3 separate regions of the Homo sapiens genome follow, and all the other regions are linked to region 3. A link is a contact called in ENCODE Hi-C or POLR2A ChIA-PET data. All regions are on one chromosome and are shown on one strand. The core of a region is the stretch at or near the end of the contact, and the rest is flanking DNA. Distances in the headings are between cores, read along the strand shown. Region 1 has its middle 65 kb from the start of MPP7-DT. Region 2 holds the start of ODAD2 (outer dynein arm docking complex subunit 2). Region 3 overlaps MPP7 (MAGUK p55 scaffold protein 7).

Region 1 (2,700 bases), core at 108-2,607, 190 kb before region 3:
ATCCTCCCACTTTGGCCTCCCAAAGTGTTGGGATTACAGGCATGAGGGACTGGGCCCAGCCCTAATAAATATTTCTTGAAGGCATAGACTTTTCTTCTTATGTTAAAACTGACTTCCACAATAGGATGCTTCGGCGTTTCATGTTTTGTGTATGTGAGTGTAATTTTGCTCCCTGGTGGGGTGTAAATTTACTTTCTGAGGCATGGGGGTGAAGGTGACAGTGACTAGTATATTGCTTCAGGATGTGTTCTGGCCCCTTCTTATGGTGTCACCATCTTCTAGGATGTGGCCAGAGCACGGTGAGGTATGTAACAAAATGAAACCTTTTGCTTAAAATCAAATTGGCCAGCAGGGCGCGGTGGCTCACGCCTGTAATCCCAGCACTTTGGGAGGCCAAGGCAGGTGGATCACAAGGTCAGGAGATCGAGACCATCCTGGCCAACATGGTGAAACCGTCTCTACTAAAAATACAAAAAAATCAGCTGGGTGCGGTGGTGCACACCTGTAGTCCCAGTTACTCAGGAGGCTGAGGCAGGAGAATGGCTTGAACCCAGGAGGTGGAGGTTGCAGTGAGCTGAGATTGTGCCACTGCACTCCAGCCTGGTGACAGAGTGAGACTCCGTCTCAAAAAAAAAAAAAAAAAAAAATCGGTCAAAGTACAATATTTGCTTCCTACTCTGCTCATCTTCACCTGAAAAATCTACAGATTCTTCAGATTGCAAACCCATGCTTACCAAAGATAAATGCTTGCACTTTGCATGAATTTGAAAATGTATCTCTTATTTTTCATTCAAGACTCCAAGTTGGCCAGACAGGATGACTCATGCCTGTAATCCCAGCACTTTGGGAGGCCAAGGCAGGTGGATCACATGAGGTCAGGAGTTCAAGACCAGTCTGGCTAACATGGTGAAACCTCGTCTCTACCAAAAATACAAAAATTAGCTGGGTGTGGTGGTGCGTACCTGTAATCCCAGCTACTCAGGAGGCTGAGGCAGGAGAATTGCTTGAATCCAGGAGGCAGAGGTTGCAGTGAGCTGAGATTGTGCCACTGCACTCCAGCCTGGGCTAACGAGCGAGACTCCGTCTCAAAAAATAAAAATAAATAAAAATACAAAATAAAAATAAAGACTCCAACTCAATATTTGGGGAAAAAAAGCCACTTTTATCCCTGTCTTTGACCCCTTAATCATTTTTCCTTTGCTGGACCTAGTCCTGTCTCTCTGAACTCTCTGCTGCAATTTCCTGACACTGTGGCCCAGGTCTGGGGAGCTCTTTGGGTGGGGCTGAATGCCGAAGCTCACTCACCACTTCCCTTCTTTTCAAAAGAAGCGAAAGTCTTTCTAGTTCCTTCGGTTTGGGTACTTTCTTTAAGTATGTGCCTGAGTAGACAAGTCATCGTATTTCCTGATTCTGCTCACTGAAAGTAGTTTCTACTTGTGTGCAGGAATAGCTTCTAGCTCTGATGCTTAATTCTTTTGACTTAAATATCCCCATATGGTGGGAGGTCTAGAGAGGAATTTATACCACTGAGACTCTCACTATATATATTTTTTCTGTCAGTTACTCTTGTAAGCTGTGAGTCTTTAATGATTACCATATGCACAGGCCCATATGGTCTGAGCCTCCACTCAGCACGTGTTCCTTGATCATAATGTCACAGAGCAGTGTGGCTTTTCCTGTGAGCATTCTGTGCAACATAGCATGGTGACAGATACCTTATCCGGAGTCGCCATTTTATTTTTTCAACGTTTTCAGTGCGTCTTTGGAAACACTAGCCAGCCACTTGTAGACACGTCAAGTACAGATTCATATTTGAAATATCCTGGGTAAATATTTAAAGTATTTCTGTGCCAAGCAAAGTGGCTCATGCCAGTACTTTGGGAGGCTGAGGCGGGAGGATCAGTTGAGGCCACGAGTTTGAGACCAGTCTCGGCAACATAGTGAGACCCTGTCTCTACAAAAGTAAAAAAATTAGCCGGGCATGGTGCTGCACCTGTAGTCCCAGCTATTCGGGAACCTGAGAAGATGACTTGAGCCTGGGAATTGAAGGCTGCAGAGAGCCACGATTGCATCACTGCACTCCAGCCTTGGCGACAGAGAAAGAACTGTCTCAAAAAACAAAAAACAAACAAAGTCTCTCTGTAAGTTTGTCTGTCCATGATACGCAGGGAAATTCAGAGAGGAATTTGAATGTAACTTTTATCTCTGTAAAACAGTAGCATTCCTTCTTTCTGGCCATACTAAGGACCTGTTCCCTAAATGGCTGGAGCCCACGTTAGTTTGAATTGCTGCGTGTGAAGCAAAAATGCAATTTCATTATCCGAACAAAACAACTTGGCTTCATCGTGGGAAGCTCGTTAATTTCAAATGGAAAATAATCAACCCAGAAAAGGATGGGTGGGCTTTTTCTTCCTCTTTTTCCTGTAAACTAGAGGAAAATGGTTTTTGGCTGAAAGATAGCTTGGCAAGAAGCTTGACTCTTCAAAAGGAAGCCCCTGTAGAGAGCAGATAGGCTCTGACAGTGGGGGGCACAGGTCTGTGTCCATTTGTCACACGATTTTGAAACTGGCAGGGGTGCCCCTGCTGCTTATATCACAAGAGGGTTTCCACAAGGCACGTGTTCTCCAGTGAGGGTTCTCAGTAACTCATGAGCCATTTGCGACTCGGTACAAATTCCCAGGGGCCCAATCTCTCCTCTTT
Region 2 (2,700 bases), core at 126-2,625, 180 kb after region 3:
ACCGCCACAGGTGTGATGCTGTTGTCTCAGACTGTAATCCACCCATTTTTAAAAGGGCTTCTCTGTATACCTATTAGCATAAGCCCCTTTCTCACTGGTTGCAAGTCTAAGCTTCTCTGCAGGTAGTATCTCCTTTAGGTGAAACTATTCCATTCCTAACAACTTTCGCACTTTCAAAAAGAGAAGAAAAGAACCCAAAACAGGCCAGGCATGGTGGCTCATGCCTGTAATCCTAGCACTTTGGGAGGCCGAGGTGGGTGGATCACTTGAGGTCAGGAGTTCAAGACCCACCTGGCCAACATGGTGAAACTTCGTCTCTACTAAAAGTACAAAAATTAGCCGGGCATGGCGGCGCATTCTTGTAATCCCAGCTACTCAGGAAGCTGAGGGGGGAGGATCTCTTGAACCCGGGAGGCAGAGGTTGCGGTGAGCCGAGATGGGAGGCAGAGGTTGCGGTGAGCCGAGATCGTGCCACTGCACTCCAGCCTGGGTGATAGAGCCAGACTTCGTCCCCCACCCTCCAAAAAACCCAAAACAAAGGACAAATATCTATACCTCATATCCCTACGTGTTTGCAGAAAGGTTCTGCTTTGAGCTGAATCCGTATAATATTATGACAGGTGATATCCTAACATCATTCCACATTTGCCTCTTTGGCATCCGGAAAAGAATCCAGTTTTAATTCCTAAACACCCCATCATCCTAAGTGCTCCGGCATTGGTCCTTAAACACCGTGTCCCCCCACCCCAAGATAGTGCATTCTTCCCCATCCCCCCCCACCTCAATATTCCCACTCCTTTATCCCTCACTGGTGTTCCAGTTGGGGCTCTTGCTGGTAGGGTGTCTAGAGGTGGGGTCAAAACCATCTTAATGGACAAAGGTAAAGGCCATTTAAAAAAAGAGATGGGGGACATGTTTTCATTTCACTCCGATCCTCTGCCCTATTGAAGAGCGCTTTCTGCTTTCCCGGTGAGTATCAGAGTATTCTACCATATTTGTTTTTTTGGAGAGAAACATGTAAGCCTCAAATATCCTAGGAGAAGCCCTATGCTATTTGGGGGTACTCAGTGAAGATTTCAGGTACATACAACGCACTTGTCTGGAAGCCTATGGAAAAATGTAAAAAGGGGTTTCTAAGGAATATTTTCTGCTTCCTTTCTGCTCCATTTTAAGTTTTCTGCTAACTTGCCGCCGACCCCGCAACTGCTCACGACCTCTGTCAAAGTCAACCTTTCCCACCGCGTGGAGTGAGTTAGGGTGCACACTCGGGAGTTGCATAAAAGTGTTTGAGAAAGGGAGATGCAAAGTTGAATAAAAGTGTTTCCCGGGAGGGGCCGAGCGGAAAGCAGCAGGTGGCCGGGGCGGGTGGAACCCAGCGCGGGCGCAGAGCGTCTCTGGCGCGGGCATACGGTGCAACGGGTCCGCGGGAATCTTGGATGCGCGGAGGTCCCGAGACCAGGGTAACGGACTGGGCTGCGGTCGCGGCCGGGTGAGGCTGGGAGCGGAAGGCGGCGGCGGCGGCGCCCGGGGGAGGGCACGGGCCCTGTAGGCCTCCCACAAGGGCGCCGGCGTGCGCGGCCGCAGGGCGCGCAGTGTTGACCCGCGTCCTAGCAACAGGCGGGCGCCGACTGCGGGGGGCAGGGTGCTGCAGGTGAGTGCGGCTGGGGGTCTCCACGCTCACCCCCGCAGGGGTTCTGCAGCCGCCCGCGTGGATCGGGAAACAGAGGCGGCTCTCTGGCCCCGCCGCTGCCGCTCTCGCCTGCTCCCCTTTCCCTCCCGGGGACCAAGACCCGCCCCCTTCCCTTCTCTCTCCCAGCCCCATCTCACTCCTTCCTCCCCGCGAGACCCTGCCTCGGCCCTAGGTTGGGGACCGTCTGCTCCTCAGTCCCTGCGCCCCTCTCTGCACTACCTCGGCCCCATCACCTCCCGGATCCGCTCTCCACTTCTCCCGCCGCTTCCCTGCCTCTCCTTCCCCCAGCCCGTCTTTCTCCTCCGCCCTTTGCAGCTCTGCCTCCCGCTCCCAGCGTGGTTTTCGCCGTCCCTTCCCTCCTCGTCCCCTTACCGAATCCATTCCTGGAAACTTAGGGTCTCAGCTCTGACGCCCCCTTCTTGTAACGAGTCTGGTGGGGGCCGTCATCCCACACTAGGCTTAGCTTTGGTTTTACTTAGGGCCCTGTTCATGTCATGTCTAAAAGTTCGATTTTCTGTCGGTCTTACTGAGTAACTTCTGCATTCTCAGAAAGCAGTGTATGCGCGGACTCCCCGTGGATGTTACCAACCACATTTCATAGATCTCAGAGCTGATGGCTGCCTTTCCGTAGCCCCCTAAAGAATTCGGTTGTGCTTCTGTTTAAGTGTTAACGATGTGATTACCGAATGGGTTTCATTTCACTAATGATGCTGGAAGCTTGAAATTGACCTTTAGAAAGAAAAACAATCTGTGGTATCTATTGGATAAAGAGAAAAATGAGTGCTAAGTGATTCCCAGTTTATGTAAACATCCCAGTTTATGTAAACACGTAACCAAAACTTTTTTCCTTTTAATCTTTAAACTTACTTTCTTTACTTCAAAGGTGTGTGCTGTGTATTTACATGGATTCATTTTAACTATGGTTCTTAAGCCAAAAGAGCTTGGCAATGGGCAGAAACCGGGGAGCAACTGGTCTTGATTTTAAAATCTTAGTTTTGAGTTATGCCGAC
Region 3 (2,700 bases), core at 40-2,539:
TCCTTCGGGACATCTGAGACCTAGCTTAAAGAATTTAGTTCTGTCACTGATGGGTTAAAGATAAAAGAAGCAAATTCAGGCCAAAGCAGTACGAAAAACTTGTGAAATTTTTTTATTTCATGTAATGAGTTGTGAAACTCTGTAGTAGAGGTATTTATTATTATTAATGTATGATATTTCCAAGAAATCAGTAATTTTATTATATGGCTCATTTATATAAAATGTATTTAAATAGTTATTATAGATTGTGTTAGATGATGGGGATGCAATGGTGAAAAACAGACACGGTGGTCTTAAACCATATGACTCTTGGAATCAACACTCAAGTAATCACTTGAGTAAGTGTGTAATTATTACTGAGATAGGGACAGGTTTTTGGTGCTTTGAGTGTATAAGGGGCAGAGAAGGGGGTATTTTCCAAGATTCTGGGAAGTTTTATTGAAGAACTGATCACTGATCTAGTTAAATAAGATCTGAAAGTTGCTGAAGAATTAACCAGTGTGAGTGTGTTGGAGGAGAAATTTCACAGTGATGAGGTTAGTGTGGGGTTGCAAGGAGTTCTTTATCTGCACCCCAGTCGTTGTAATGGTTGGATCCAATGGACCTTTTCAGTCCTGGAGACATCTGTTCTTCAGCTTTAATTTCTTGATAATTTCCTTCCCTCAGCTCTTCTCCTCTTCCATCTTTCTAGAAGTTCTTTTAGGTGAATATTGGCCTTTCTGGATTTTACCTTTGCTTTTAAAGAGATTTCTTCAACTTTTACTACATTTCTCTTTAAAATCTTAAAAATTCGCTGCTGCTATTTTAATTCCAGTACATTTGAGAAGAATGTCTCTGTTTCTTTTTTGTAACATCTTAGTCTCATTCCATGGATACACTATAGAATCTTTCTGAGGATAATTAAACAAAACAAAAGCCCCCTTTTTGTTGATTCTGTGTTCCATGAACTTTTCAAAGTTCTAAGTACCTTGTTTCTCTCTTCCAGCAACCCTTTAGATAGATATTAATCTTTACCCCATTGTAAAGATTAGAAGAATGAGGTACCACTTTGATTACACAGCCAGTTAGGTGGTAGAGCTGGTCTTGAACCCAGGTGGTCTGACTCAAGTTCTACATTTTTACTATCATGCTACTCTGCTTGTTGATGAGTATTCAGTAGAATGGTTTCGGTTTCATTTTCAATTCTCCTCATTTTGTTCACAATTTTTCTTTACTCTGGGACTTTTTTTTTCCTGTTTTGCCTGCTTGGTGTTTATCCTGTGGGGGCTTTCCTCAAATGTCTGCTTATTCTTGGTTGTCTGCCTGTGTTTAATAGTGAGTTGTTAAAAGAGCTGATTGGAAGATCTATGTGTTGGAGCAGGGCCTGGTGACAGGTGGAATCTCTGTAGAACAGTGGTTTTCGACTGAGTTGGATTCCTTCTCGCCTTTCCTGGTCATTTGGCAACATCTGGAGGCATCTTTGATGGTGATGACTTGAGGAGGGGGTACTGCTGGCATCTAGGAGAACAGCTCAGGGATGCTGCTGAACATCCTGCGATAGACAGGAAAGCCCCTCACAACAAAGAACTATTCAGCCTAAAATGTCAGTAGTGCCAGAACTTAAAAACTCTGCTTCAGAGGGAAAGGATGAAAAATCAGCTACTGTTGGTTACAGGAGGAGAGATTGCAAATCCCAGAATAAAGAGCCATTTTTCTCCATGGCTCTTCAGTTTTTTCATCAGAGAGACCTGGAATCTGCTGCCTGGGCCTTAGGTGGCTGGCTGCTTGACATTCTGGATCAGCCAAGGGAAAGGAGCCCCTCACAGTATTTAGGGTTTCAGCACCTGCATGCCTGGCATCCCTGATCCGCCAGCATGACAGTGTTCCCTGGGTCAAATTGTCTCTTTTAAACAATTCCCCACTTTGTCTGGTTCTATGCGGTGGCTTCCTTTTTCTAAAAATTTTTGAACTCTCTAGTCTTCTGTCTCATTTCTGTTATTTTTAATTTGAAAAATCATCTTAGTGCAACTTAGGATAGAGAAGAGATCCGTATCTTTAATCACTAAACTTTGTAATCATAATTTTTAGTGGCATTATTGTAATCCATCAACCGCTTATGCTATGGTTTATTTAATCATTTTCTTATCATTGTACAGAACAATTTTTCCTTATCAATTCTTAGGTTATTTTGAAATACAGCTTATATAGGAACAATTAATCTACGAATTTTCACAATGTTGTTTTGGTGCCCTTGCACCCTCCAAAAGTGAATCAGTAAGAACTCTTTTTTTTTTTTTTGAAATGGAGTCTCACTGCGTTGCCCAGGCTGGAGTGCAGTGGCGTGATCTTGGCTCACCACAACCTCTGCCTCCTTGTTTCAAGTGATTCTCCTGCCTCAGCCGCGCCACCATGCCTGGCTAATTTTTTTTTTTTTTTTTTTTTTTTGCATTTTTAGTAGAGTTGGGGTTTCACTATGTTGGCCAGGCTGGTCTCGAACTCATGACCTCATGATCTGCCTGCTTGGCCTCCCAAAGTGCTGGGATTACAGGCGTGAGCCACTGCGCCCGGCCAGAACTCTTTTTACTATCGGTATGAATACAAAGATTTTTGTATATTTGATGAGTTTTAGTCCACTGCAATTATTCTTGTTTTTTTCTTTTCTTTCTTTTTTTTTTTTAAATTATACTTTAAGTTCTAGGGTACATGTGCACAATGTGCAGG

The links. A loop is a pair of places that touch in the nucleus more often than their neighbours do. ChIA-PET counts read pairs that join two places held with the same protein, here RNA polymerase II (POLR2A). Pooled maps may share reads with other maps.
Region 1: a map of naive thymus-derived CD4-positive, alpha-beta T cell shows a loop between it and region 3 (9-fold over the local background). The contact joins two enhancer-like sites. A Hi-C loop is called at or near these places in 1 of 168 maps with a recorded cell type or tissue (naive thymus-derived CD4-positive, alpha-beta T cell) and 7 of 50 pooled maps. POLR2A ChIA-PET finds 5 or more read pairs at or near these places in 2 of 52 experiments (Panc1 and common myeloid progenitor, CD34-positive).
Region 2: a map of endothelial cell of umbilical vein shows a loop between it and region 3 (6-fold over the local background). The contact joins the promoter of ODAD2 here to the enhancer-like site in region 3. A Hi-C loop is called at or near these places in 4 of 168 maps with a recorded cell type or tissue (IMR-90, endothelial cell of umbilical vein, mammary epithelial cell and 1 more) and 14 of 50 pooled maps.

The regions. Positions count from the first base shown.
Region 1 is chr10:28,366,993-28,369,692 of GRCh38, reverse strand. No RefSeq gene overlaps it. Among named protein-coding and RNA genes, the nearest start is that of MPP7-DT, 65 kb to the right of the region's middle. Within about 2 kb of position 1,357, at least 9 of the 41 ENCODE cell types and tissues checked have a DNase peak (open chromatin) inside an H3K27ac peak, as active enhancers do.
Region 2 is chr10:27,997,754-28,000,453 of GRCh38, reverse strand. It overlaps ODAD2 (outer dynein arm docking complex subunit 2), which reads left to right and starts at 1,375. Exons shown (of 20, transcript NM_018076.5): 1 at 1,375-1,460.
Region 3 is chr10:28,176,985-28,179,684 of GRCh38, reverse strand. The region is part of intron 3 of MPP7 (MAGUK p55 scaffold protein 7); the gene reads left to right. Among named protein-coding and RNA genes, the nearest start is that of SNORD130, 100 kb to the right of the region's middle. Within about 2 kb of position 1,289, at least 6 of the 41 ENCODE cell types and tissues checked have a DNase peak (open chromatin) inside an H3K27ac peak, as active enhancers do; they include endothelial cell of umbilical vein, where a contact is called at or near this core.